2 separate regions of the Homo sapiens genome follow, and region 1 is linked to region 2. A link is a loop called in an ENCODE intact Hi-C map of the cell type or tissue named here. Cell type or tissue: PC-3. All regions are shown on one strand. Links, peaks and the distances in the headings refer to the core of each region. The heading gives the core; the rest is flanking DNA. Region 1 holds the start of HAO1 (hydroxyacid oxidase 1). Region 2 has its middle 23 kb from the start of TMX4-AS1.

Evidence for each region. Peaks named below come from ENCODE experiments on the same cell type or tissue, not always from the same donor. Only the 100,000 strongest peaks of a DNase experiment are listed, where the experiment ranks them.
Region 1: it touches region 2 in a loop (4-fold over the local background); 5 of 110 quality-filtered maps call a loop at or near these places.

The regions. Positions count from the first base shown.
Region 1 is chr20:7,929,182-7,944,781 of GRCh38, forward strand. HAO1 (hydroxyacid oxidase 1) reads right to left here and starts at 11,277. Exons shown (of 8, transcript NM_017545.3): 1 at 11,105-11,277; 2 at 5,303-5,454. The coding sequence starts at 11,241. RefSeq lists an enhancer at 6,194-6,243. In PC-3, for the core only: a CTCF peak has its summit at 7,485 (motif pointing right); a DNase peak (open chromatin) is centred at 7,460; H3K4me3 peaks cover 805 bases; H3K27me3 peaks cover 266 bases.
Region 2 is chr20:8,035,239-8,050,838 of GRCh38, forward strand. No RefSeq gene overlaps it. Among named protein-coding and RNA genes, the nearest start is that of TMX4-AS1, 23 kb to the left of the region's middle. RefSeq lists a silencer at 8,464-8,758. In PC-3, for the core only: a CTCF peak has its summit at 8,644 (motif pointing right); a DNase peak (open chromatin) is centred at 8,643; H3K27me3 peaks cover 2,850 bases.

The DNA.
Region 1 (15,600 bases), core at 3,561-11,560, 110 kb before region 2:
TAAAATAAAAATATTTTTCACAAAGAAAAAGAACAATTTTTATTTCCACTAGATGTAAATGGAATATACTTTTCTGAAAGTGAGTTTTTGTGTGTGAAAGATAAAGATTTCAGAGACTTTGGGCTCTGAGGGGCAAATAAAGATAGTGTGTAAGCATTTCTAGCATTTATTTCATGAATCCTCACAAGAAATCCTCAGGTGAGAGCTCTTATTCATCCAGGGTTGCCAGATTGAGCAAACATACAGGACACCTATGATTTGTTGTTTATCTGAAATTCAAACATAATGGGCCCTCTGTGTTTTATTTGATAACCTTGTATTCATCATCATTTTGAAAATGAAAAAAGTATAGCTTCATTGGTCACTCTACAAACATGCAGCAGTGTAAAAAAGTAGAGTTCAGACAGGGCGCGGTGGCTCACGCATGTAATCCCAGCACTTTGGGAGGCCAAGGCAGGCAGATCATGAGGTCAGGAGATCAAGACCATCCTGGCCAACATGGTGAAACCCTGTCTATACTAAAATACAAAAAATTAGCCAGCCGTCGCGGTGCGTGCCTATAGTCCTAGCTACCCAGGAGGCTGAGGCAGGGGAATCGCTTGAACCTGGGAGGCAGAGGTTGCAGTGAGCTGAGATAGTGCCACTGCACTCCAGTCTGGTGACAGAGCAAGACTCTGTCTCAAAAAAATAAGAGTCGAGCTCAGTTCTCGGTCCCAGTTAATAAGGTGGATTATTATTATTCCACAGTTGTGAGAGGAAGGGCAGAAAGGCCCTTGAAGTTGGACTCTGAATAAATCTGGAGAGTCAACGGGGAAAATGAGACTATGGCACCATAGCAATTCCCAGAACTTTCTGGAGGCCCATTCTAATTACTCAGGCCAGACCATTGCCTGTGGGCACCAATGGGTTTCACTTACTCTCACTGACCCTGCTGAGGGGGACACTTCTCCAGGGAGATTGATAACTAACCCGTTTTCTGAACCTGGCCCCAACTTCTCTTCCTTGCTAGGGTCTAAGTCCCTGGAGACAGGAATGCTTAGCGGCCAGATATTTAGGAGGGTAACAAAAAAAAAAATACTCCACAACAAATTGCATAGATTTCCCAATATTCCCAAGGACTGGCTTGCTTGAGAGGATTTCCATATTCTTTCTGGGAATGATGGAATAAATACAATAATAACTTCATAATTCCATGTGAATTTTCTGAGTTTTTATAAATAAATCTCTGCCAAGTATGAATATTCTTACACTGTTACTTAAATTTGCCTGTGGCTATCTATAGCCTTCAGTTAGCTATTATCCTGGTTTGCATACTTCAAGAAGCCAAAAATGACACAGAGATGTGAGAGCAAGTCATCTTATTTGGAAACAATCTCAATGAATTGAAGGAATGGGGAAGTGAGAAAAGAATGGGAAGGAAGCCAATAAAAGAGGGTGTGTTCATGGGCAGGCAACCTCAGGGGGCAACTGGGACTCAATCCTTCCAAGGAACACTGGGTGACCATATTAGAAAATGCTTCAGTTACCTGAGCAAAGAGAGCTGAGGTATTTATCCACCTACTGCTGTACATCATTAGCTAGGGAACCCTCTCTCCCATTCCCCTACTTCAAACACACCTATCCATGGGCTCATGTTGCAACAGATAATGTCAGGCAAAAAGTGGTAGGTCTGATGGAAATGGGAAGTAAGAAGGGAATACATGCAGAGCACAAGCACCATCTACTCCAGCCATTCATCCTTTCCTTGCAAGTAACCCACTGTCCCACAACATAAACACACCAGCCAAAGAACACCTGCTATGAGCTGATGACCATCAGCTTTCTGGATACACCTAAATATTAAATAGACTAATAACCTATAGATAGTCTTTAAAACATAGGTGAAAACTTAGAAACCCTGGAGAGAGGTTTCTAGTATAAATACAGAATAGAAACTCTGATGTTGCTGCCCTGATAGGAACCCAATGGAGGACCCTATGTTTTTGAGGGCAACATGTGTACACTTCCATTGCCTTCTCCAATTCCTCTGCAATCTCGATGTCACCACCCTCTCTTTGTTCTGCTGGATCCACCTTATCCAAATGTCTATTGTGTAACTTATCTTCCTGAGGGGTCTGCTTTGCATGCTCCTAAAACTATAATTACTTCTAGGGGATCATAATGGGCTTCTCCTCATGACACTTCATAGGAGTTTCTGAAATTAAAGCTCTTGCAAAGTGGTGAGGAGCCCAGATTCTGGAGACAGAATACCTCTGTCTGAATCCCATCTCTATCACTTATGAATTGTGCATCCCTAGGCAAGGTTATTCACCTGGCGTGTACCTCAGTTTCTCCTGTGTAAAATAGGTTTAATAATATGATCGATTTATTTGGGCCGCTCTGAGCCTTCAATGCTATAATACTCGTAATATACTTAAAATAGTGTCTGGAACATGATAATTGCTTTATAAGTGTTAAATAAATCTAAGGGGATAAGACTGTAATAGGCATTTAATATCTTCTTATGGTTACTTCTGGAGGAAATAGTCCTACTTACACTGTCAAATCATAGTTTCTAAGGAAGCTTTCTTTTCTTCTTTCTTCTCCTCTTTCTTCTCAGCCCAACTCCACCAAGAATAAAGACTGGTCTTGGAACCATCAAATGTGACTTGGAGAATAAGTCTGTCATTGACGAGCTATGAAAAACTGTTTTCTCTGGAACTTTAGCTACTTGCCCACAAAACAGGGACAGAAACACCTGTCAAATATCAAATAAAGCAATATGTGTTGGTATGGTTAGGCTTTGTTTCTCCATCCAAATCTCATCTTGAATTATAATCCCAGGTGTTGAGGGAAAGACCTAGTGGGAGGTGATTGGATCATGGGGGTGGTTTCCCCCATGCTGTTCTCATGATAGTGGGTGAGTTCTCATGAGATCAGATGGTTTTATAAGTATCTGGCATTTCCCTGCTTGCACTTCTCTCTCCTGCCACCATGGGAAGAAGGTCGTTCCTTCCCCTTTGCCTTCCACCATGATTGTAAGTTTCCTGAGGCCTCCCCAGCCATGTAGAACTGTGAGTCAGTTAAACCTCTTTCCTTAATAAATTACCCAGTCTCGAAGAGTATCTTTAAATCAGTGTGAGAAGGAACTAATACATGTGGTAAAAATAATTTGCTGGCTCCAGGGTGCCTTACCAAGTGAGCTCTGCTTTTTGCTTTCTCTGCTTCCTTTCTTTATTTCCATTCTCTTCATGGTCCCTTGTCCCTTTATCTCTACTCTTTTAAATCTAATTGTTATCATTTCCTCCTTACAAAATAATTCAAAGAAGAGTTTATAAGGTTGAGCCAAAAATCAGAAGAGTATAAAGTCAGGAGTAATCTCATCACTTATAAATAAACATTTGTAAATTGTGATCTTTGAAACTAAATGTATTTTAGGACCTGACTATTGTTTGCAACTGATTTCTCACAATTTTAAATTAAAATATCATTCTACATTATTGCACTCTTCCTATAGTATAATTTTTAAATTTGATGTCATTTTTATGCATCATATTTTTTGCAAACTATCTCCAATTATAAGATGTTTGGGTATTTTTTTCAAATTATTTTCCTGCTAAAAATAAGAAGCATGAAAATCCTTGCAGAAATGATTTTTTTCCTCAAAAATCATAATTATTTCCTTGGAATTCCTAGAAGAGAATTTTTAACATCACATGGAATTTACATTTTTAGAGCTTTGATATACAGTGCCAGATTATTTTCTAGGAAGATTATTCCACTTTATACTTTTCTCAACACTGTTTGAAATGCACATTTTCTCCCTAACCTAATCATACTGCCTGATCTTAAAATAAAAATTCGATATACGGAAAATAAAATAGATGGTCATAATTTCCATGTCTTTGCTTATTAATGAAATTGAATATTTTTCATATGTTTATTGGTCACTTTTATGTCTCCATTTGTAAATTTCCTATTTATATCTTTTGTTCACTTATTTCTCTTTTTCCCTTTGAGCAATATATTATTTTCTTCTTCAAATATAAGGGCTTTTTACGTGGAAAGGACATTAACCCTTCACAGTCTCATATTTTTTTTCCATTTCTTTCAGTTTACCATTTACTTTTTATTTTCATTGAGATTTAAGAGCACTAAAGTTTTAGTTTTTTGATGTTCATTTGTTTTCTTTTGTTCTAAGGTTGTTGCCTATAGTTTCAAGCCTGAAAGGGCCTTTATTATCTTGATTTTGTATAGATATTTACCCATTTAGTATTTCCCTTTTTTTTTCTTCTCTCTACTTATGTTTCAGGATTACCATAGACAAAAGGCTGAGGCCCCAAAGCCACTTATTTGTATGTGGTCCTAGAATTAAGGAAGCTGCTAAGTCTGTCCAGCAAAACCTCATTGTGCCATTCTGATATCCCTGACAGAATTTTATGTCAGACATTTCAAGAAGGGAAGTGAATTCACAAGATCCTTAATTCTTAAAACTAAAATGTTTTAAAATATTATATAGTCGTGTTCTTTTTCTGCTCTGCTTAGCATCAAAATAATTCATTTCCAACTTTTATATTAGTTTCTGGAGCACAATTTGGGGAGATTTTTTACTCTGCACAGCCTTTCAAATGTTCACAGTTGCTAGAGAACTGGAAAGTTAATAAATTAGCCCTAATAAGAGATTTCTTTACATCATATTTGATTTTCTCATCACTCCCTCCTAAGACAGCTGGAACTGCTCTATTGGGAATATAACTCATCCATAAAAAAGAATCATGACCCAAAACCACGGAAGAAAACACAACCAACCACGTTGCTCCATTTGCAATTTGGCTGTGAGAACCACTTTGGTTTGGGGGAAGCAGGAGGGTTTTGAGATAAGGTAGCCACAGGGCTGAATTCCAATTCTGTAACTACCTAGCTGTGACTTTGGGCAAGTCTACCTGTCAGAGATCCATTTCCTGAGACAGTACTATTAATACCCATAATATAACCAACAGTTACTGAGCCCCTACTCTCTGCCATGAACTTTGTATACCTGAACTCATTCAATTCTCACCATAACCCAATGAGGCAGGTACAATTTTTGTCCCTATTTTACAGCCAAGGAAACCAATGCAGAGAGAGGATATCTTGCCCAGTCACACAGCTGGAAAGAAGAGGAGCAGGACATGCAAGAACAAGTATTTTGATGATAGAGTCCATGAGCTTAATGTTTCTGAGTGTAAAAACATCAAGGAACATATTTGCTTGGTGCATTCAGAGAAGGAGGTCGATAAACGTTAGCCTCCTTCTGTCCCTGTGGTGACAATCTTCCTCCTACCTCTCACAGTGGCAAGCTCGCCGTCCACATGAGCCATGCGCTGCATGGCCGTAGCCCCCACACATATTGGCATGCTGACCCTCTGTCCTAAAACAGAAGTCGACAGATCTGTTTCAGCAACATTCCGGAGCATCCTTGGATACAGCTTCCATCTAGAATTAAAAAATAAAATAAAATAAAAGGCTTTAGAGTTTCAGAATCATAACCAAAACTTTGACATTACATTTTAGTTAAAAGAAAAAATATAATTGGATTTTTTCCAAACAAGCAAATGACTTCATAAAGCTAATGGAAAAGAGGCAATTTTACTGTTTGTTTGGTTAGAAAGTTAACAATTAGAGGATAATGAATTTCCCAAGCAATTATTTATTAAAGTATAACTAATACATAATAGTATTCACTCATTTTAGTCTGCAGTTTTGTGAATTTTGACAAATGCATACAGTGGTGTAACTGCCATGACAATCAAGATCTAGAAAAAGTTCAATCATTCCCAAAAAAGTCCCCATTTTCTTTTGCAGAGAAACTCTCCCCAGTTCAATCCCCTGACAACCACTGATGCATTTTTTCTTTGTCCTGATAATTTTGCTTTGCAAGAATATCATGTAAACAAAATCATTCAGTATGTAGCCTTTTGAGTTTGGCTTCTTTCACTTAACATAACGCATTAGAGATTTTCTCATGTTGTTGTACGTGTCAATAGTTTGTTCCTTTTGGTTGATGAATAATATTCCATCATACAGGGGTACTATCATTTGTCCAGTCATTCCCAAGCTAAAAGACATTTTGAATACTTACAGTTTGGGGGGAAATTCTAAATAAAGCCACTACAAACATTCACGTACAGGTTCTTGTGTGAACATAGTTTTCGTTTCACTTCCCCAATCTTGAAAATCAAGATGGTATACAAATGCATAGAGTTTAGATTAGAGTTTAAGAAGATATGCTATGTCTAGTTTGTCTTCTTTTTATGTGATAAACAGCAGCTTCAGGCAATTACTTTTAAAATTATAATTTGGTTTCTTCAAAATTATTTAGTTATATGCCATATTCATTAAAGTCTAATGATGAGGGAAGGTTTTTTATTAGTTTAATTTAACACTTTTCTCAAAAATGTTATTTGACAAAAACTGAAATTTGGGTGTTAAAAAGTTTTTGACTCCGGAAAATTATTTTAAATGAATGTTTCTGTGATTCTTCTGTGTTGGAATGAAAATTACCAATAAACCAGCAACCAAAAATTCACCAGTAAAATTTACAGAAGAACTAGTTCTCTTTCCTCCTGGCAAAATATATCTCTCCTATTTGTTTTGATTTATTATTCTCATTAGTACTGATTAAAATTGAAGAAAATACAGCCCTATTTCTAGTATGCATGAGTATAATAAACGTGTTGTTTAGGCACACATGCATATCTAACCAGCATTCACCTAGTATTTCCTAGATGTAACTCTACTTCCAGAAACAGCATGACTTTTTAGTAAATATAGTGAAGTATGATATAGTAATGCAGTAACTTAAAGAAAAAAAAAGAAGAAAAAGAAAAAGCCCTTAATCGAAGCGTGCTTCCTGTAGCGGAAGAAGAAATTCTGCCTTCTATTGCTTTGTGGAATAGCTAAGGGTCTGTAATCTAACCCTTCCTCACATAATAAAGTAAAAACATCCAGTCCCTGAAAAGCATAATAAAGAAGTTTTACTGTGTGATTTCTATGCTATTCCTTTGAACATTATAATTGTCATTATTTTATGCCACACCACATGCTCTGTTGCTGAAAGTCTTTTCTTCTTGACGGACCCTCACAGCATGATTCTTTGATCTCCATTTTGAAGGGGGAGAAGCAGAAGCCTTGAAGAGAGTTTTTATTACCAATCATCTCTAAGTGTGTTATTAGAATGAGAGAAAACGATCTTAATAGCAGCCATTGGCATGCCAGCCTTGGAAGGCATTAATATTTACTTAGAGCTAGAGAAACAATGAAAGCTTTATGACAAGAACAAGCAAATCTGCAGGGCAGCAGCCGTGTGTGTGTGTGTGTGTGTGTGTGTGTGTGTGTGTGTGTGTGTTCGCGCGCGCGCGCGCGCGTGCGTGCCAAAAGGGACATTTTTAAAGGTCAAATTCCCATTTATAAAGCAAAGCTGAATCCTTCCATCTCCAGACAGTGGCTTTACACTTGTCCACTTGGTGGCGCAGTCACTTTAGTAACTGCGGGCTCTTAATTTCCCTTAAACAGTATTTTCTGTTCTGAGGATAATACAGAGGCTTGTCAACCAATGCACAAAACGTAATTGCTACGTAAAATTAGATAAAATCAATGGAATGGGAACAGGCATGTTATCTAAAGAGTCCTCCATGTTTTGATATTTTTCAAATAGTAGTAACAACTATGTCAGATAGCTCACTAGCTTTCCAAGCCTTGCCCAACCCCACTCCAAATTTAAGTAAATTTCCCACAATCATACATAAAATAGCACCTCACTATATTCTCGGACTGTGCTTTCCTGGGCCTCCACTTTGGAAAAAGAATTGGTTCAACTGGCAAACAGTTGAACCAATTGAATAATAAACCGTTTTCAAAGGATAGAAAATGAGATGCCAGAGTAAAGGAAGCGGGGTAACGGGGAGAATCTGTTCACAGGAATTTTGGCCCACCCTCACATCTAACAGGGGCCTCAAATTTAACTTATAAAAAAATCAAATGATATATACACTCCTCACAAAGTAGCTGCCCTGTTGAAGGAAGACACCCATGCCTCACCCAGCTTTATAACTGCATGCTGTTTCTGAATCACACTAACTGGACATAGTGGATTCATGTTTTGTAAGTTGTGTAATCCTATAATACTGCATTCCAATTTTCTCCACATTAATTTTTTACTCTAAACAGTTAAAATATATAAAGCAAAAACACCTTATTCACCTATTGTGGATACTAGATAAATTATTTTGTGACATTTATGCCTATGAGAACACAATGTCACTGGTAACTTCATATCACTTCTCAAATATTAAAGTGAAAGAATGACATCACTTTTACCCATCTGTTATTTAAAAGAAAATGATGCCATCTTCAGTCTCAATAGGTAACGCAGCAGAAAAGAGTTTCCTTTTCTGAAATCATGAGGGCTTCTAAGTGTCGAAATTGTTTAATCATCTTCCATCATTGATAATTTCAGAAAAAAAAGCTACAACAACGTGAAGACCATAGTTGAGAAGGCTACTTTGAATAAATGTGTAAGAGAAACAAATTACTGTTCTTCGTTGAATTAATCCCAATCAATTCCAGCCATGCAAAATGTAGCAAGTTGACATTTACCCTGTTTTGTTATAACCACCGTAAGAAATTTTGTTCTGGGTGGTTCCATTTACTTGTCCTTTTAAACATTTTTTTCTACTGCCACAGTAATATTAGTCTGAAGTCTTACCCAAAAATATCTCCAAGCAACTGCTGGGTCACATGAGTGGTCCATGTCCCCAGAACTCCAAAATGTGATTATCAGAGCTGAGTACAGAGAAATAAAAGCTGTCACGGTGAATGACCTTTTGTTGTACTTGCGAGATGGGGAGGTGTATAAATTTCATAAATGTGTTTGAAATACTCTGGCTTTGTATCACAATGGGTTATCTGAGGTTTGATTGTTTTGCACTTTTCATTAGAATCAGAATGTGAAATTTCAGGTTGATTTCCTTCATGCCATCAACCCAAAGTCTCCACAACCCTGGCAGAATTTCTATTCTTAGTTTCACGTGACCAGCTACATGATGCAGTGTGAGGAATCAAGGTTCACCTAGCGAGTCATACAGCAAAAGAGGACACATTGCAAAATGTATTGCAATAAAAACTCAACTAGTTGATAATAAAATAGCATCAGCTGTCCTCCAAAGAAAGTTGATTGATTTTTTTTTTTAATTTAAAGCTGAACAAAAGAGAATGATCAAGGTTCATGGAAAAGGTGACACTGCAAATTCATTTTCATTATCTGTGTCCTATCCCTAAGTTACTCGGTACACACATAGGATGGGAATACTCACTTGAATACCATGTAATTCACATAAGGCATGAGGCACTTTTCCAGTTCATAACTTAGAAGTCACCAAGCCTTCTATGTCTCCCAAAGTTTCTACATTTTAAAGGGTTGCATAGGTGATCCATCTGCTTTGGGGCGCCCCTTTGCATCCTCTCTGAGACCTCCACTTGGCCAACTATTTTGGGCCCATTTTGCATCAATTCAACCCAACAGCATTATGGAGGCTGATATGCATCCAGGGGAATGTAAGTTCCTAGGGACAGGAACTTTGTCTGGCTCACTGCTTTGTCCTCAGCATGTAGTACACAGTGTAGCTCATGGAGACTCCTAATTAGCTCTAGTTAATTAGCTAGCATGCGACAAAGGGAATTAAGAAGTAAGGAAAGCTGTATACAAATGAAATAAATAATCACTTGAGCATTGGAGGTCTAGCAATGCTGAGACACTAACTCTATAAATCTGTCAAGGGTCTGAAATTTCCTTGGTTGTAATAACCTATTTGGGTTAAAGTGTTTTCAAGAGACCACTCATAGGCAAATTTTGGTGGACAAAGTTAATATCGGCCCAAGAAGGGGCATCTTCCAAGAGCAGAAACTTTTAAATGAGTCCAAAATAGTAAATAATGATGCAGAATTTTAAGCCCCTCTACTCTCAGTCAACTTCCCTTCCCATGACTTCCCTGGCATTTGTTGAGCTCATTTGGGTTCCAGGCAAAACCTGAGACAAAGTCAAGGCTTGAAAGGGTTGGGGAGAGGCCGTATCCTTCACCCCATTGCCATTTTCAGTCTTCTACATGGATTTGTGGGTGAATCAGTGCTGCCTACCAGAGACCACCTTGGCCAGGATAATTTTATTTCTCCTAATTTAAATATGGAAAACTGATTTTGAGTGATTTTGTTGTAGACTAAAGAAGAAATCAGGGAGGAAGGCTAATTCTCTCCCCCTGCATATTTTCTGCCTTTTTGTCTTTATCACCATCAATGAGTACCCACAATACCGATTGCCTTTACTAACAGCCATAATGTTAGATGGATGAGACTGAGTGTAGTGTAGTGAAGGCACTCCTCTCTTGCTCCAGCAAATAAACCATTTTTGTAACTGCTATAAAAAAAAACCCTTTGAAATGATTTTATTTCTTGTTTTTATTACAAACAGAAAACATAAACCATGTCACCCACCATCTTGTGCTTTGAAATATGAAAGTCAAAGGAAAACTAATTTGGGAAGAGAGATGAAGTGCTTTGAAGGAGAGATGAAACAGCAAAGTTGAAAGATTAATGCTGCATAGACAAATTGAAATCTAAAGTGAAAGTTTAGACAACAGTAATCAAAATGAATGATAACACGAAAAGCCAGCAGGAAGAAAACATTTGAGCCAACAATCCAGTCTGGTTCATCCGGATAAGATGGTTATCTGGCATTTAATGCTGTTTCCTACACCATGAACATAAGCATTTACTGTCATACTAAGAAAAAGAAAAGTCATCCGAATTTATCGCTATTTTTACATGTAGTTAAATTAATTGTTGTCATATTTCCAAGTGAAGTAACATAGGTTTGGCTTTTGCAGTCAGTTCCTCAAGATTCACAGGCTTGGAATATTTTTTAACAATTTAAAGGCCCAAGATTTCTTACAGCCCCAAGAACTTTTCCCTCTCTACTAAGCACAAATCTGAACAAATAATTACACACCACCAACGTAAAACTAGGAGATCTTATTTTGGTACGGTCTTTGTGTAATTTTAAAACATGATTTTAAAAAATAAATTTTCTTACCTGGAAAATGCTGCAATATTATCAGCCAAAGTTTCTTCATCATTTGCCCCAGACCTGTAATAGTCATATATAGACTTTGGAAGTACTGATTTAGCATGTTGTTCATAATCATTGATACAAATTAGCCGGGGGAGCATTTTCACAGGTTATTGCTATCCCAGATGGAGTTCGTTGTTTTTTTTTTTTTAATGTATTGCTTTCTACATCCTCACTGTTCTGTTATTTGTCAATTATTAATAGACTTTTGCCAAAGTTCAGATTTAGTTCTCTGTTGCTTACATCAAGTGAGCAAACATTATATGCTTAGCCTTTGAAATTTCATTTGTAGGCTATCTGCCAAAGAACACCGAAGTCACTATCTGCCAAAGAACACCAAAGTTGAGGTTGGGAAGGCAGCAGAAGGTGATTAGGTGTCTATCACATTAAAAAGGGGAAAGGAATAAGTAAAAAATTAAAGACTTAGAGGAATACCTGTATGAAACCACTCTTGGTTCAGTTTTGCCTAAGGCTGCTTATTGCACATGGTCTGTGCCTGTGCTCTTTGCTTGATACCCAGAATAGGCTGCCCACTCATTTTCTTTCCACATTTGGATCATGCACAAATCATGTAAACAAGAGCTTATGAACTGAACGGGGCATCCATGAAATATGGGGCATCCGTGAAATTCAGGGCTTCTGCACAATATAAAATTTAGCTGATTACAAACATAGACATTTGGCTTTAACATGGAACATTAAGGCCAAATTGACAGCTAATTGTTTTATTCATTCTGTATATTTGAGGTTTACAACATGATATTATGAGATACATATACACAGAAAAATGGTTACAGTAGGGAGGCCAATATAATATATGTATCATCTCACCCGTAATTACTTTTTTGTGTGTATGACAAGAACAGCTAAAATCAACTTATTTAACAAAAATTCCTAATATGATACAATTTTATTAACTTTAGTCCTCATTTTGCACGTTTGCTCTCTAGACCAGGGGTCCCAAACTCCCCAGCATGGACTGGTACTGGTCCGTGGCCTGTTAGGAACCAAGCTGCACAGCAGGAGGTGAGCAGCCGGTGAGCAAGCTTTACAGACTGAGCTCCGCCTCCTATTGTGAACTGCACATGCGAGGGATCTAGGTTGCGCCACTCCTTATGAGAATCTAATGCCTGATGATCTGAGGTGGAACAGTTTCATTCCAAAACCATCCACCTACCCCCACTGCCCATGGAAAAATTGTATTCCACAAAACTTGTCCCTGGTGCCGAAAAGGTTAGGGACCCTGTTGTAGATTTATGTATCCTACGTGTCTACTATTTTGTATCCTTTGACCTATATCACCCCTTTTCCTCTTCCCTGCTTCCCACTAGTGGTATTCACTGTTTCATTCTCTAGCTCTGTGCATTTGAAGTCTTTTTTAAAACAAAATCCCACCTATAAGTGAAATAATGCAATAATTTCCCTTTTGTGCCTGGCTTATTTCACTTAGCATAATGTTCTCTGGGTTCTACTGCAAATGACAGGATTCCCTTCTCTTATAAGGCTGAATAATATTTCATTGTGTGTATATCTATACATTTCCCTTATCCATTTGTCTCTTAATGGGCATTTAGGTTTACCATTAATTCTTTTTTTTTTTCTTTTTGAGATGGAGTCTTTCTCTGTCTCCCAGGCTGGAGTGCAGTGGTGTGATCTCGGCTCATTGCAGCCTCTACCTCCCAGGTTCAAGAGATTATTCTGCCTCAGCCTCCCAAGTAACTGGGACTACAGGCATGTCCACCACGCCTGGCTAATTTTTGTATTTTTATTTAGTAAAGATGGGGTTTCACTATATTGGCCAGGCTGGTCTCAAACTCCTGACCTCAAGTGATCCAACCACCTCGGCCTCCCAGAGTGCTGGGATTGCAGGTGTGAGCCACTGCACATGGCCTACCACTAATTCTTAGAGTCTTATCTTGCCCTGGAGAGGGTATAGGGAAGTGCTATTCCAAAAGACCTGTGGTCTCAGTCTATAATTTCACTCAATCATGGAACACCTGGGGAAGATTCACATTAGTAGGATATGCTTGAGAAAGCAATGATTTTAACTACAGTTAGACCTGAGTTTCAATCTAGGAGCCGCCACTTAAAGCTGCTTGCCAGTTGTTCACTATCTACATTCCAACCACCTACACCTGTAGGAGAACTTGCTCTTGAACTTGGAGCCTGCTTTTTTCATAAACATAGCATGCCAAATAGTATAGTTCCATACCCTGTGGAACAGCCCTCAATCACAAGCCCAAGAAAGTTCATTCTTCTGGTGGGATTACTCCTAGGATTATGTTCTACATTGCAGGTTTCAGTTATCCACAGTGTGAGCTGGTTGATAATCTATGCTGTGTTGGCTATGTTCCTTTTTTGTTTGTTTTTTGTTTTGAGATGGAGTCTCACGCCGTCACCAGACTGGAGTGAAGTGGCGCAATCTCGGCTCACTGCAACCTCCGCCTCCCAGGTTCAAGCAATTCTCCTGCCTCAGCCTCCCGAGTAGCTGGGATTACAGGCTCATGCCACCACACCCAGCTGATTTTTGTGTTTTTAGTAGAGATGGGGTTTCACCATGTTGGCCAGGATGGTCTTGATCTCTTGACCTCGTGATCCGCCCAACTCAGCCTCCCAAAGTGCTGGGATTACAGGCATGAGCCACCGTGCCCGGCCTGGCTGCCTTCCCTTCTAATCAGACTTCCCTACTCCTCATTGGTGCTCCCTTCACCTCCCAAATAAACTCCTTGCATTTGAATGCTTGCCTCTCAGTCTCCTTTTGGTGAAACTCAAACCAAGACAAAGAGAAATATTCATCCCTACCCTGAGGAGTGACTGTGAGGACAAAGGATATATCATCGCTTAAACACCTGGCATATAGTAGGCACAGTTGACCTTTGAACAAAAAAAAGGGTCCACTTATATGTAGATTTTCTTTAGATTCTTCCACCCCTGAGACAGCAAAACCAACTTCTCCTCTTCCTCCTGCTCCTTATTCTACACAATGTGAAGATGACAAGGATGAAGAGTTTTGATGTACCACTTACACTTTATGAATAGTAAATATATTTTCCCTTCCTTATGATTTTCTTAATAACATTTTCTTTTTTCTAGCTTGCTTTATTGTAAGAATACAGTATATAACACATGTAACATATAAAATATGTGTAAGTTGATTTTGTTATTGGTAAGGCTTCCAGTCAACAGTAGGCTACTAGTTGTTAAGTTTTGGGGGAGTCGAAAGTTTTACACGGTGGGTCGGTACCTCTAACCCCCATATTGTTCAATGATAAACTGTATTTCATTAATATTACCCACCCTCATCTTCTCAATATACTTTACCAACACATTTTTCCAAAAGACTTTTGTTTAATGTCAATTATATAAGGACAATTCCCTAATGTACGAGAGATTGGACAAAGGGATTCTTGAGCTTCTGGAAGGCCATTGCCATTTTTCTTCAAGTAAGTTAATCCCTTTGAGTATTTCTTTGCTAGATTTGCAATTAGTCCAGTTTATTTTCTACACCCCCAAGAGAAGTGTCTTTCATAACTAATGTATATTTATATTATCAGATCTTTTTGAAAATTGCCTTATCCCATGCTTCATGAGGCTTTATATGGTAGAAAGAATAGGGTGTAAAATCATATCTTACAGTGGGTAAATACCCTTTGAGTTTATTTTGGAGAAGGAAAATCGTCTAAGATGAAGAAGAATACTAAGGGGTTCAGTATGTAATCTGTGACTTAGTTTTGACCTGTGGCCACAGAGTGAACACAAAGCACGGTCACCTGTTATATGAAATTCCCATGCTGTGGGTCACCAAAAGGAGCAGGAGAGAGGATATGGATCAAATCTATTTTTACTACTGACAAAGCAACTAGAAACCAAAGATGCAGGCTCCATAGCAGCCTATTAGGCAAACTGGGAATGAAACCAGAACCAAAAATATAAGCCATTAGGTCTTTCCCAGCTGTAATGATATAGTATATAAAAAATAAAGGGTTTTAATTTAATCGAAGGGTCATATGCTGTTAAAATTGACATAGAATTTTATAGTACATAGGTTTATTCTCAAAGTTCACAAATGCTTACTTTTTGCATCAATGTAGTGACAGATGAAATGACATATTAAAATCGCTATTAGGATGTGAAAAATCTGCCAATAAGATAAGCAAGTTCTAAATAATTCAGTTTCATAGTTAACAAAATTATTATGAAAATGTGGTCAAAGGGATCTTAATTATGGCTTATAACTCATTCAAAATGTAAAGATTAAAGCATGACCTTTTATCTGCATATTTATGTGCAAATTTAGCATTTATTAAAATAATTAGCATCCTGCAACTAATGTGATTAGAATGAAGAGGCAATCTAATATTGTTAATCAGGTCAAGTCCCGGTGAAACTAAAGAAGACACATAAGGGCCATTGGTTCTTAAAGTGTGACTTTGAACCAGCAGCATCAGCATCACCTAGGA
Region 2 (15,600 bases), core at 4,811-12,810:
GGGGGATTTTTTGTTTTGTTTTGCTTTATTCTCCACAGATAATGTGTCTTCCTATCAATGCAGAAATAGATGATCACAAGGGAGGAGAAATGTCCCAGGAGGGCAGACACCAGTACAAAAGGGTCTCTATTGCCTTCCCTTTCCCTCCTTTTTCTACCTCCTCTACCTGTAGTTCCATCTCAGCCTGCTGAGCCACGACCATCTCTTCAACCACAATTGACTCTTTTGCCTCCACTAAATGCTGCTTACGTGGCTCCTGTCCATTCAGCTCCCATGACCGCCACCTCTGCCCCTTTTTGCTTCACTTTTTCACTGGTATAACTTCCACATTTTGGCGGCCAATTTGACTACACAGTCACTTAGCTTTAGGAGATCAAGTAATCTCATTACCTACAAGAGACTTAAGCCTAGTCAGGTCCATCTATTACATAATAGAAGACACTCAGGTTTGGGAAAGTTAAACAAATTATTCAGCTCTTTCCATTAGGTATATAAGATTATACTTTTTTCTCTTATGTAGATTTTTTGCCTGAATCCAGCACTTTAGCCCCTCAATATCATGTTAAAGCTTGGCTTTGTGCTTGTACAGATATTCTTCCTAGCTTAGCTTCATCAAAAATTTTTCTAAGCCTGCTTTTTATATTTTCAACCAGGATTTGTTAAGAATATTCAGAAGCCTAAAGTAGTTAGTCCACCTGAGACCTTTTTTGAGGATACCATCTGGTCATTGGTTCTGATGGTTCAATCCGAATTGCTTAATGCTGTCTGATATTCAGATCACCCCGGTTTCTTAAACATGTCTTCTAACTGTTGATATGATCAGGTTATAAGGTTGACACATTGTTTTTGGTTGATGTGTCTATAAATTTTAGCAATAACAGATCCTCTTTCCATACCCCACAATTCTATATCGTTTATGTTTTGAAGAAATGTGCCAATTTGTCCTGTAGAAGTTTCTCAGTTTTAATTAATATCATGTCGTCAAATCCACTTCCATCTTTCACTCCTGGCAACTATGACCTGTTACTGGTTGGTATAGTTTTGTTTAACAGAATGTCATATAAATGGAATCATAATATGTAGACTTTTAAGTTTGGCATGTTTCATATAACATAACGCATTTGCGATTCATCCATGTTGCTGTGCGTATCGGTAGTTTGCCGAATATACTCCATTGCTTGTGTATCTATTCTCTAGTTAAGGAACATTTAGTTTATTTCTAGTTTTTGGCAATTGTGAATAAAGCTATTACATACATTTGAGTAGAGGGTTTGGTGTGAATTTACGTTTTCATTTGATTTGAATGGAATTTCTCTGTCCAATAATAAAGGCATGTTTAACTTTATAGAAAACTGCCAGTAGGAAGTACCATTTTGTATTCCCATGAGCAATGGATGAAAATTTCAGTTGTTCCACATCCTCATCGGCAATTGGAATTGTCGGGATTTTATTTTGTTTTAGTATTTTAGTTATTGTAATACGAATGTATATAAAGGACTATTATTCTAGCATAAAATGAAAGAATCGATACATGGTACAACATGGATGAAAAAGCATTATGCTAAGCAAAACAAGCCAGAAGACGCAAAAGGACAAACATTGTATGATTTCACCTTTATGAAATAGCTACAGCAGGCAAATTCATAAAGACAGAAGGTAGATTAGAGGTTACTGGAGGTGTCTGTCCTCTGTGCATCTACAGTTTCATTCTCAGCCTCAGCACTCTCCCAACAGGCCACAGCCACAATACCAATGTCATAGAATTGGTCACTCCCGGGGGTAAAAGGGTGGAGTTTGCCCCACTTAGGGAGGATGAGTAATGTTTTTCATCATTTTAAAAAACAGTTTCTGAAAAACTGATAGAACATTAAGGTGACCATAAAAACTCTAAATGTTCAGTTCTCTGATGTGAGCAAGAAAACATGCTACACATTTACAGGTAATATATAAGGTATTTAGGAAGTCTTTTATTTTGTTGCTGCTGCTGCTGCTGTTTTTAAAGTACAAATGTGGAGTTCAGCTTAAGGTGTGTGAAAACTGAGCAGCCTTTTCTTTATTGGTAAGTAAAATAATAAATAGCAGGTAACCAAACAAGAGAAAACATGTTTAAGAAATATACACGCATAGATATATACACAAGTTTTATTTTTAAATAAGTTTAGACTTACCGGCATACAGTTCCTATTTGGGGTGATACATAAGTTTAGCAACTAGATATCAGTAATACTTGCACCATATTTTCAATATAATTAATGGTGCTAAATTGTATACTTAAAAGCTATTCAAATGGCAAATTTTGTGTTATATATATATTTACCGTAATTTAAAAGTAATTATAAAAATCTAAAAACAAAAATAGATTTTTCAGATCAATTTTGATCAATTTTAGGAAGACAGTAAAAGGAAAGAATTGTTGGCCAGGCCTGGTGGCTCATACCTGTAATCCCAGCACTTTGGGAGGGCAAGCAGGGCAGATCGCTTGAACTCAGGAGTTTGAGACCAGCCTGACCAACGTGGTGAAAACCCATCTCTACTAAAAGTACAAAAATTAGCCAAGCATAGTGGCGGGCACCTTTAATCCTAGCTACTCATGAGGCTGAGGCAAGAGAATCGCTTGAACCTGGGAGGTGGAGGCTGCAGTGAGCCAAGATCATGCCACTGCACTCCAGCCTGAGTAACAGAGGGATACTCTGTCTCAAAAATAAAAAAAAGAATTGTTGAGCGTTCTAAGGTTTCATGCACTGTTGGACTGCACTATCAAGATAGAACTCAAAGGAAAAGAGAAAAAGGAGTATAGGAAGAAGTGGGAGACATTCATTGGGTTTTGATGACATTGAATTTGAGATTGTTACAGGCTATTGGTAACATGATTATGGAAATCCATTTGAAAATCATTAGCATTTAGCGTTAGCTGAAAAAACTAGAATGATAATTAAAAATCGAGATGATTTTAGGAAAAGTTAACCTCCTCTCCCAGTCTAATAAGTTTGGTTACATTATACAAAAAAAAAAAAAAAAAAAATCAGATAGAAAACAGCTCCCTTCTTACAGTAGTCATAATTCTTTTCTTGACTTTTCTCAAAATGGAAAAATTAGGGTCAACATTGTTGTGCCACTTCATAGCAACAATCTAATTTGGTTTTCTTTTGTTTATTGCCAAAAACTTAATTAGATACATAATCCACGGTCATTATTTGTCTATTAACTCCAGGGGACAATAGGCTTTTGAAGGCCGGTTTAGAGAATCAACTTACGTGCCCTTGTGCCTTCTGTGTGAGTGGGGATTGTTGCTAAGACCCCTAGATACATATCAACAGAAAAGATTAATGGGCTTTACCCTGGAATGACCTCACTGTGATAGCATCCCAAGCCAAGGTTCAAATGAGGTAACACATGACCTTAGTATAGTTTAAAGCTCTATATAAATGTTATTTATTATTATTATTGTTATAATAAACTTAGGCTGGGTCAGTGGAACAGCTTGTATCTTTAGCAAAACCATCTTAAAAGGAAGCTTAGTAGTGTGAAGACTCTATGTGTGTGATACTAGCAGGTTTCTCTAAGGACTAAATGTCTCTGACATAGTTCCTTAACTAGTACCTGAACAAACTGCGCCATTAGTGTATTGAGGGATCTTCAGCCTCAGCAATAATAACATTTTGGACCAGATAGTTCTTTGTGTGGTGGGTTGTTCTGCGCATTGTAAGATGTTTACTAGCATCCTTGGCCTCTACCCACTAGATGCCAGTTCCACCTTCCCAGTCCTGACAATCAAAACCATCTGCAAATATTGAGAAATATTTCCTGGAGGTCCAAATTGCCTCCTGCTGAAATACCTCTGTAGACATTTACATCTTGTCTCATTTATAACAGAGATAAATAGTATTCAAGAGCAATGCTCCAATTGTTATGTAATCGGACTATTGACCTTCAGAGATGCTGAATGAGAGATGTTTAATTACTGGAGAGCAAGAAAGTTGTTCAAAGTGCAGCAGTTGATACCAGAACACCTATCAGCACAGGGTGCAATTGGAGCAATCCAATGGAGCTATTATGTAGGGTGATCAGGTCAAGATTTTCTCACCACTGGAGGCGTCTGTCCTCTCTGCATCTACAGTTTCATTCTCAGCTTCAGCACTCTCCCAACAGGCCACACACAGTCACAATACCAGTGTCATAGAATTGGTCACTCAAGGTGGGGAAAAGGGTGGAGTTTGCCCCACTTAGGGAGAGATCAGTAACATTTTTCATCATTTTATAAAACAGTTTCTGAAAAACTGATAGAACATTAAGGCGACCACAAAAATAAAAACTGATAGAACATTAAGGTGACCATAAAAACGCCAAACGTTCAGTTCTCTGATGTGAGCAAGAAAACATGCTACACATTTACAGGTAATATATAAGGTATTTAGGAAATCTTTTATTTTGTTGTTGCTGCTGCTGTTTTTAAAGTACAAATGTGGAGTTCAGCATAAGGCGTGTGAAAACTGAGCAACCTTTTCTGTACTGGTAAGTAAAATAATAAATAGAAGGTAACTAAACAAGAGAAAACATGTTTAATAAATATACATGCATAGATATATACATAAGTTTTATTTTTGAATAAGTTTAGACTTACAGAAATGTAAAAATAATACATGTATAGTTCCCACGTGGCCCCTCATCAGTTTCCTCTGATGTTAACATCTTGTAATCATCAACACAAGGATATTAATATTGATACAATATTATTAACAAAGTTACCTTATTTGAAGTTCACCAGTTTTTCCAGTAGTGTTTGTTTTTCTGTTCCCAAATCTAATTCGAGGTCCTACATTGCATTTAGTTGTCATGTCCACTTGGTCTCCTCCAATATGTAACATTTCCTCAGTCTATCCTTGTTTTTATGGTCTTGGCAGGTAGATGGTTCCTCCATTTGGGTTGATGTGATTTTTTTTCTCAGGATTAGGTTGAGGTTCTGCATTTTTGGCAAGAATACCACAGATGTGATGCTGTACCTTTCTCAGTGCAGCCTATGAGGTGGTTCATGAAGAAAATGTATCATATTATCAGTGAATGTTATCCTCGTTCCCTTAGTGAAGGTGGTACCTGCCAGCTTCTACACTGTAATGGTAATATTTTTCTATTTATATTTTATTAATATCTTGGAGAAGACACTTTGAGACTATGCATATATCTAGCTTCTCAAACTTTTGCCTACAAAGTTTAGTATTTTATCAGCGGATCTTGCCTACAACCATTATTTTTCTGGTACTTGCCTAGAAAGATTGTCCATTTCCTTCATTCCTTCTACATTCATTAATTAGAATTCTTCTCTAAGTAGAGCTTTCCACACGCCCACCCTCCATTTATTTATATCTTCCAATAATTACTCTCTCAGCATGAGTGCATGGATATTTCTTACTTCTCTTCTATCATTATTTGTTTAGTTGTACAGATTGTGCTAGTTTGGCTGTTGGGTGCCTTTTCGAGTTGTGCCTGTGTCTATGTGACATGCCCACACCCTTTTCTGAGCATCTCTTGCTTTCTGGCACCTTCAGAGGTTCCAGGCTCATCTTGTATTTTTAAAACTAAATCTTCTCTTTTTTTTAATTTAAAAATGCATATTGAAAGGGTTTTCATGCAGTAAATAAAAAAGAACTAGGATTTACAAAAGCCAAGTAATTATCCTAAAAAAAAATGACAATTTTGAGGCTGGGTGTGGTGGCGCATGCCTGTAATCCGAGCACTTTGGGAGGCCGAGGCGGGTGGATCACCTGAGGTCAGGCGTTCAAGACCAACCTGGCCAACATGGTGAAACCCCATCTCTACCAAAAAATACAAAAGTTAGCCGGTGTGGTGGTGCTCGCTTGTAGTCCTAGTTGCTCGGGAGACTGAGCGGGATCGCTTGAACCCAGGAGGCGGAGGATGCAGTGAGCCAAGATCGCGCCACTGCAGTCCAGCCTAGGCGACAGAATGAGACCCTGTCTCAAATAATAATAATAATAATAATTTTGAAAGAGAAGTGGTAGATTTGGGGAGGAAAATATGAAGAGAACCTACAGAAGGACAGTGCAAATGTGCAAGAAACAGTTTAATCTGGGAAGAGGAACAAGTGAGAGCAGAGAGAAATAATTTTTACAAAAAATTTAAATATCATTAAAGCACAGTAAATGAAAAAAGAAAATTAACCAGAAAAGAGAAGTACATTGATGTTTTTACAGCAAGGAGTAATTTAAATCTGAGTTAATATAACATTTGAGCCTTTTATAATGTTATAATTAATATTCATTTGTACTATGATAACATTTATGAAAATTTGAGGAAATATCCAAGATTCCAATCTTGGGTTGCTCAGGGTCTCTTGATTTTAGAATTTGTTAAATTTGTGGACGGCTCCCTTCTCTGAGACAAAACCTACTTTGGCTAGATTTTTTTTTTAAATGAGATAAAGGAAGAAAAATGATCAGAAGACTTTATAAGCCCTGTCCTCCTTATCAATTACAATGCCAAGCCTTGGTTAGCCATTACCCGTTCTGGTTTTGGTCCCTTCCCTGAAGGTAGTGATCTTAAGTTCTAACTCTGGGCTCAAGCTGGTGTTGATCCCCCCAGTCGCCAGGGAATGGTGACTCCTGAGGTGGCTCTGCCCCTCTAACCATGTCCCTGCTGTTTCCACAGAAGCTCTGTGTTAGACAAGTTCTCCTCAGGGTAGGAATTGTGGGCTCTAGATGAAATCCAGTCCCACCAGAAACAAAGACATGCTACAGGGCATAAAAATAAAAACAAAAGTCCTGGAACAGACTTGGTTGCACTTCCAATCAGTGGGGAAATGATGGCTTTTGTACTGGAAGATGTAATGTTATTAAACTGGATAAACAAAGTCAGATTTCTTCCTTACACTATATGATCAACTGAGTGTGAGTAGGTAATGGTTTTTAAAGAAGTACTGAAAAAAAAAAGGGACAAGTAAAATTTGCCTACCACAAAATTGTGAGTTCCTGTTCAATGTAGGACATCATAGACAATTTTTGGGAGAAGTTAAATGTTCTTTCAAAAATGTTAAGATATTAATATCAATAATATCCAAAGATATAAAGAAAAGAATAGGTACCCAATAGAAAAATGGGCAAAATATATGAATAAGGAATTCACAGTAGAAACAAAAATGACTAACAATTATATGAAGATACACTTTACCACACTGGAAATCAGAATATTGAGATGTAACAGTAAAGACTTCAGCAAAGACAATCCCCCACAGGCATATATATCAAATATTGATAAGGCTGTGGGGAAATGGGAAGCCCTTCTGCACTCAGGGTAGAAGTCTGGACAGTATCGTATACTGAAGAGAAATCATTACTTTGTGAAATCATATCTGTAAAATCCCTATAGTTTACAGATATGAAAATCCCTGAGAATATAAACCAGGAAAATTCCTGCATGAGGGTCATATGTAAAGGTGCTTTATGTAAACATTACTTGTGGTACCAAGAGGAGGAGGCAACCTGGTTTTCTATCACCAGAAAAAATGGAAACAAAAAAGTGGGAATACTATGGACACACTAGTCACAAATAATTGGAAGTAGAAACAGTAAGGGGAAGAACCTAAGAAGAGCTTAGATGAAAATAAATAAGAAACCGAATGAAATTGAGAGTGAAACAGTGGGGGAGGGGAGAGTGTAACAAAATAGAGGGGCTTTGTATAAAATAAAGATCGTGTCCCAAGAATTGAGATATATGATTATTTTAACTCTGCACCCTGTAAACCCAAACCTAACATTTCTGCATTTTTTCCTTTGTGCAGATATGCAACTTGTTTTATTTAATCTATGTGATGCCTCTGTGATGAATGAACATTAAGGTCAAGGCAAAAATAATTGTATATCCCATATACCTCCTGTTTTATACTCAGCACATTTATTTAAAAATAATTTTGAGTCACTTAGCCAGACCAAAAAACAATAAATTCAATTATAATGATCAACACACATGCTTATAAATTTAAGATAAATTAGAAAACGATGTTATAGAAACGTATTCACTTAATCACATGGCCTTTCCTACAAGAATGAGTTAAGGTTCATATGTCTTTCAAAGTTTAACTGGTGTGCCTTTTTGATATTATGCCAAAATAACTTTAAAAGCAAAATTTTATTCTTATTTTATTTTTTCAGGGTATTCTTATTAAATCTGATTATCACTCTTCTAATTGCTACTGAAACCAGGAAAAAAAAGCTCAGAAAAGATGTCATATATCTTCAAATTGTTTAAATAAAATTAATCACAGATAATTTTCACATTTTTATCTAAAAGAAGATATTATAAATATTGTTTCTGAAGCAACATATACCTTTGATGTGCTAAGAGGAAAATGAAAATTGTTTCTAAAGTGAAGATAATGTAGGTTTCTAAGTGAAATAATGCATAAACATGTTTTATATTCGCTTTCACACCCTTCTTTTAAAGTCTAAATAAGAAAGCTTATAATTAATATATAAACTGCCCACATCACTCATTCTACTGCATACTGACCAAAAACAAAGAGAGAAAATCACATTCTATGGCATGTGGTTCCTGAGGTAAGATTGAATCCTCCCGGACAGGTGAGTTCTGAATCGCTTCCTGCTGATTGGTTCTAGCTGATTTTAATATTGTTGCCGCTAGATGGCGATAGAGATTATAACTACGCAGTCAAATCTTACATGCAGTGGAATCTTCTCAGTATTCCGTTATTCATGCACCGATTTATTTATTCTAAAGTATTCTTTATTATACAAATATAATTATGACTCAGATAACTGCAAGTTACTATGAATTCCTAGAGGACAGAAATCTTTTCTTTTTTTTTTTTTTGCAATTTTTAATACTTCACATAAGCATAATATCTATATTTAAAATGGTATTGCTGGGCGCGGTGACTTACGCTTGTAATACCAGCACTTTAGGAAGGCAAGGCAGGAGGATCGCTTGAGCTCAGGAGTTCGAGACCAGCCTGAGCAACAGAGTAAGACCGTCTCTACAGAAAAATTTAAAAATTAGCTGGAGCCTGGTGGTGAACACCTGTGTTCCCAGCTACTTGGGGGGCTGAGACAGGAGGATCGCCTGAGCCCAAGAGGTCGAGGCAGTAGTGCGCCACGATTACACCACTGCACTCCAGCCTAGGTGACAGTGTGAGATCCTGTCCCCCCAAAATATTAATATAATATTAATATTATATTAATAATAATATAATATAGGTAATAATAATAATATAGGTTTATATGTATAAATTATATATACTATATGCATTATATATAAATTTAAAGTAATGCAGAGGGCAAGTGTTAAACAGCAACATATATACCTTTGCTTATTGTCTTGTAAATAAAGGCTAAGTCCAGAACTTGGCTGACTTTCCAACTTGCAGAATCAATTTTTTGTTTACCCACCTAGGACAGAGTCTGAAAAACAACAAGAACTCAATAAATATTTGTCCTATGAATGAATGTATTCAGTTGGCTGTTGTCTCTCCATTCTTCTTAAGCTGATTATCATTCTAGTAATATGCTATTTCTTTTAAATGGCAATTAAGTGATACTGAATTTGCCACTTGTAACAGGGTATCAAATACAATCACAGAGTCACTAAATTGTGTCTTTGTTTCATCTCCTTAATCATATTTTCCCACACTTGCTTTAAAAGTTTCCTTGTCATAGTGATCAAACACAAAGGGGAGTGAAGAAACTATAATTCTTCAAGTGTCTAAAATCAGATGATGCTGAAATGGATCATGTGCTTACTAAATAAGACACAGAGTAAATTCCATATCTGCTTGGAGCATGTGACTTCCTGTGTAACATGGAGAAGCCACTCAAAATCACTTAATCACCATGTAACAAAAGAGGCCCATTTAATTATGTGAGGATGTGTAGAATATATTTAGTTAATAGCTATATATTTCCTATTATTGTCTTCTCATTTCCAGCGAGCAGTCTATTTCTGACCTAGTATTACGTTTTAGAATTTACTTTAATATGTAGCCAACTTCTCACGCCGTGAGGATCCTCCTCTGAGCTCAGAGACACCAACATCCGCTACTAACTGTCCTCCTCAGAGGTCGGGGTCCCAGCCCCACGGGGATCCTTCTCCAAGATGAATTAACATCCCTCTATAGAGGTCTGAGTTTCAGCTCACAGGGTCCCTTCTCTACAGTTCTCATTTTAATCAGTCCGATACCTTGCCTATGTTCTCCTAGCCCATGGGATGGTCCTTGTTTCCTGCAGCTCCAATTCAGTGATACCTTCTTTTGCCCTTTATTTATTCACTGCTGCGTTACACTTCTTTACATTGAATTCCTCACCGTCAACAGAACCGGTGCAATTTGTGTCTCCTAACTGATAAACCCCTCTCTTCATCTGAAGTGCTCTTCTAATCCTCTCTATTGAAATCTTGGTGAATTTCTGATCTAAGACAATAAGAATTAAACCAATACGTAGTAAACATTTATATTTATTCTGCAAATAAAAGAGCTTCTTAATGATAGGACAGAAAAAACACAAAGGGAGACTTAACAAACACGTCACCAATTTTGGCTAAATATTTACCTTGATTCTACAACAAAAACATATTTTTACAAACATTATTACTTAAACTGACTGGAAAAATACAGTTCAAGAACTCTTAAAAAGAGAAGACACTTTGATCCTGAAACTGAAAACATTAGTATCCTATATAATCGTGAAAGGAAATTGGATATGTTTAATGAATCCTGACTATTACATTGTTCATAGTTAGCAAGAACAGATTATATTTTATAAAACTTCTTGCTTCTCGGGGTCAAACTAAACCATTTGGACATTTCTTTCTCATTCACCAGCATGACTTTTTCAAAAATTAGCCACAGTTTAATTGGGAAGAAGTTTTGTCAGGAAAATTAAATTAGCTGGGATGCAGATTAAAGGATTATGATTTCTTATCTATTTTGGTAGCTTCTGTTTATCTGTAACATTTCTCAGATAATGGACTACAGTAGATGGCTCAGTTTTATTTTGTTTAATGAGATGTTGAGCTTGCTTTTCTTATTTAGCATATAAATTACTGTAACTACTGATTTTTGAAGAGTCACATTTTTTCTTTTAATGAACCTACCTTTACTGAACTTTTTTCAGACTACATAATGCTTGCTTTCTAAAACAATTTAGAAGATACATAAAATTATACAAAAGAAAGTAGAAGTTGCCTGAAATCTCACTATCCTATTATGTATGCAGATTAATTTACATAATTTTATATAAAAATGGAATATAATGAATTTTTTCATATCACTTTGTAAAGCTTTTTGGCATTACCTTTTAATGCTGACCATGAGGACAGCCTGCAACCCAGCAATCCCAGACCTAGGTATACACCCTAGAGACACCCTTGCCCATATGCCCCAGGAGACATATACAGGGATGTTCATAACAGCCCCAAAGAGAGTAAAAGGAAAATAGAATCTCAGGACTCCAAACTCACTATGCTGAAGAGAAAGTTAAGCTTGGGAACTGAGTCATGCAAAAACCTCCTTCCTTTCATTCACAAAGTGATGGCTATAATTTCACAGGCTTACTTTATGTAAAAGGTAGATTTACTGAGCACACGATGAGTGCATAACTGACTTTTTCTTCTATTCCCTTCTTTTCCCATGTAAAATGTAGATTCACTGAGTGCTAATCAGAACTTCACAAGAATGTAACCACTTGCTTCCTTGCCTATCCACCCTTCTATTTTTTTTTTCTTTTTTCTTTTTCTCTCTCTCCTGCTTGCTCTTTCCCCTTTAAATATTGAAATCCCCAAGCCCTCAAGCTTTTTTTCCTGGAAAAAGCACAAGCTCCCCAAGATTTTTTGGGGAAAAACACAAGTCACAGGTTCTACTGTGACTTGAATTTCTTTTTCCCAGGCCTGCCCTCAACCTTGGCAAAATAAAATTCTAATTGACTGAGATCTGCTTCCATCACTTTTTGGTCTACTGAAGGGGCAACACACCTGTCCATCAATAGGACTGGAGGCACCAGACAATTGTGCCTTTCATCTTATGTGATATTTCTTTATCCTGTTAAGGCTTTCAATCTTAAACTCTCTCTCATGTGCTATTAATATTGTAAAACTTGTGTTCTTTTTATTTTTGTCTTGGAACTACAGTGTCAGTATTAAAATTTCCCTTTTTCTTAAAGAAATGTTTTCCTCCTTTCTTAAATTTTGTACAAATTTATTCTTCAAGTTCAGGAAGTTTACCAGGGAATTCCAGATTTCATTTATTCAGCTCTGTCAGGAGCTCATTTCATCCTTTAACCACGAAGAAACTATCTTGCCTCCACTTAGGGTGGTTTTTTTCTATTATTTAATTACTGCCTCCCCCTCATCTGTTCCTACTTACAGCATATTAGAGTTTCTGGAGTTTCACTCCAAATTGCTTTTGGTTCACCTCTTGATGGCCAAATCCTTGTAATGTGTTTGTGTTTAGAGAAATTTAAAAACACAGGGTCTTCTTGCCTGTTATATCTGGTCTGCTGGAGTCTGGCTGTGTCGCCCAGGCTGGAGTGCGGTGAGGCAATCTTGGCTCACAGGTTCAAGCAATTCTTCTGCCTCAGCCTCCCGCATAGCTGGCACTACAGGCGTGTGCCACCACGCCCAGCTAATTTTTGTATTTTTAGTAGAGACAGGGTTTCACCATGTTGGCCCACATGGTCTCCATCTCCTGACCTCGTGATCTTCCCGCCTCGGCCTCCCAAAGTGCTAGGTGTGAGCCACTGCACCCGGCCTGCTCTTGTTTTCAATATTTCTCCTGAATTATAAAATTTGAAAATGATCTGTTTTTGTTTTCAAAAGAACTTTATTTTGTAATTAAATCTTTGTATGTCTCTTTATTTATTGACTTACCAACTTTAGATTGTTAGTTAAAGTTGTCATCTGTTTCCTGGAGTGGTTATTTTTGCTGGAAGCTACCTGTGGAGGGTGATCGGACCCATGTCTTCCTTCCTGTGACTTCTGGGTTCACCTCACTTTATTATTATTTTTCTGCCTCCTGTGGATGACTCACCCTTAAGTCTAGCCTTAAGTAAATATTTGATATCTACCAGGAGCATTCAGGAAAAAAAAATCACACTTATTGGTGATAGATCAGAGGAATTCCCATTAAAGTCTTAAGGCAAGGATAGTTGCTATCATGGTCACTGCGTTGGTGATCATAACCAAAATAATATGACAAGAAAGAAATTAGGTAAATTGATTAGAAGTGAAATGAAAAGACTGACATTATTTACTGATGATATCACCTGCCCAGAAAATCTAACCATATCAACCAAAATATTGTTAGAACTAGTAAGAGAATTTATCAAGATGGTCAGATGTAAGACTAACCTACAAATCTCAGATAGCATTCGATACCAGTAATAAATGTTACAAAATATCTAGAAATAAATCTATCAAGAAATAAGTATAAGACATAAGAAGAAAATTATGAAACTCTACAAAAGGGAAGAAAAGGTAATGAGTATATAGAGAACCATGCAAAAATCTTAGATAAGAAAATTCCATATTATAAATATTTCAATTCTCCACACATTATGCTATAAATTCAATGCAATTACAAATAAAATTCACTTTGGAAATTGTTATAAAATCTTGAGAAACTATATTTAAATCTCATCTGGAGGAGAAAAAATAAAGATAAAAATAGCTAATGTACTTTTTATACAAAACAAAAATAATAAGGCATTACTTTCCTGGTCTGCTATCAGAACTTATTCTAAATCTGCAGTCATTAAAACAGTGTGGCAATAATTTTAGAAAATATGGAAGAGTCAGATAGACTAAATAGGCCAAAAGCCGACCTCTTTTCAGTGGGAAATTCAATAGGTGATAAAGATGGCATTTTAAATCAGAAACCAAAGGATGAATTCTTCAGTAAAGTATATTAAGATTGTGAATTCTGCATTTGGAAGAAAAATAAATTCGATTAACTGCTTCAAATTTGTTACAGATCAGGTTCTTCGGGAAGCAGTTTATGAGACAGGGATGTGTTGGCAGGAAGTTTTTTGGGGAGTTGCTCTTTAGATCGACACCTGGGGAATGTAAAGGAATCAGCAGTGGGCCCCAGGAAATGTCGAGCTGCAGTTTAGGCTCAGTTGAGGCCTGGGCCAACCCTAAAGGGAGCTGTGAAGCTGGGGTGTCCCTTTAGAGCTGTACAGTGCTGGGGTCAGAGGGCCAGCATTTATAGTCCCACAAGGATCAGTCATTGGATGTGGGCTGGTCCCCAGAAGGGAGCATGAACTTGGGCGAGGCAGCTCTCCCCCGCTGAGAGGGTTGACACTACAACATTCACAAAATGAATTCCAGATGTATCTAAAAAACAATGGTAGGAAACTAAGATATGGGGTGTGAGTTTTTTAAAAAGTAGAATGTATCATAATATAGGGTAAGAAGGCATTTCAAATGATAAATGAATTTGACAACTAAAAGATTGAGAAAGTCTATAAACATATTTTAACATAAAGAAAGCCAAATGGCACACTGGGAAAAAAATATTTGCAATGTGTTTTAATCAATGTGTGATGCACAGAATGCAACAAAAAGTAGCTTTCCTTTTGATTTCCAAAAGACAACCTCAAAATTTTTTTATTCTTTTTTTGAGACGGAGTCTTACTTATTGCCCGGGCTGGAGTGCAGTGGTGTGATCTCAGCTCACTGCAACCTCCACCTCCTGGGTTCAAGAGATTCTCGTGCCTCAGCCTCCCGAGTACCAGGAATTACAGGCACTCACCACCATACCCAGCTAATTTTTGTATTTTTAGTAGATAAGTGGTTTCACCATGTTGCCCAGGCTGGTCTCAAATTCCTGACCTCATTTGACCTGCCCACTTTGGCCTCCCAAAGTGCTGGGATCACAGGCAAGAGCCATCGCACCCAGCCTCTCAAAATTATTGAGTAGAAGCTTCAGAGGGCCCCACGACTTTTCTGTCCTATGTTCATGTGTCAGAGTCGAAAACACACTCTCATTTTAGTTCAGGATATTAATCAACACTTCGAACTTCCTTCTGAGATAAGATTTCTCCTCCTTCTCGCCAGCTCTGTGCTGCATTTGGTGGGGTCCCCGGCCATTAGAGAGGGGGATGTGGTTGGCTTCTGTTTGTTCTTTTATTTCGTCTTCCCTCATACCCTCTAGCTAGCTGTGGCTTTAGACCCTGCCTGGCAGAAAAGTGTGGGCAGGAGGAAGGAGAGGTGAAGATATGGAGCTGGAAAACTTCCAGTTTGCTGGGGATGGATTTTGTCACCGCTGACTTCTTGTGTTCTGGGGCTGGCTGATGTTTAAAGGGAACTCTCTTACATAAGATATTTGGTGGGGTTTTTGGATACCCCAATGGCCTCTCTCAACCCCAACCACAGCATTCGCACCTTCCTGGTTCATGCCTCCGATTCACTGGTGGACTATACCTCAGACTCTTGCTGTTAGAGCTCCCACATCCTTCCAGATCATTTAAGCACAGTTGAGAAAGACACTCACATTCTTGGACCCACTGTGAGTGGAAAAATCTTTCCTTCCCAAATGTAGCCCTTTACAGTCTCTCTAACTAGTTTGTCACCGTCTAGACCTCTTGA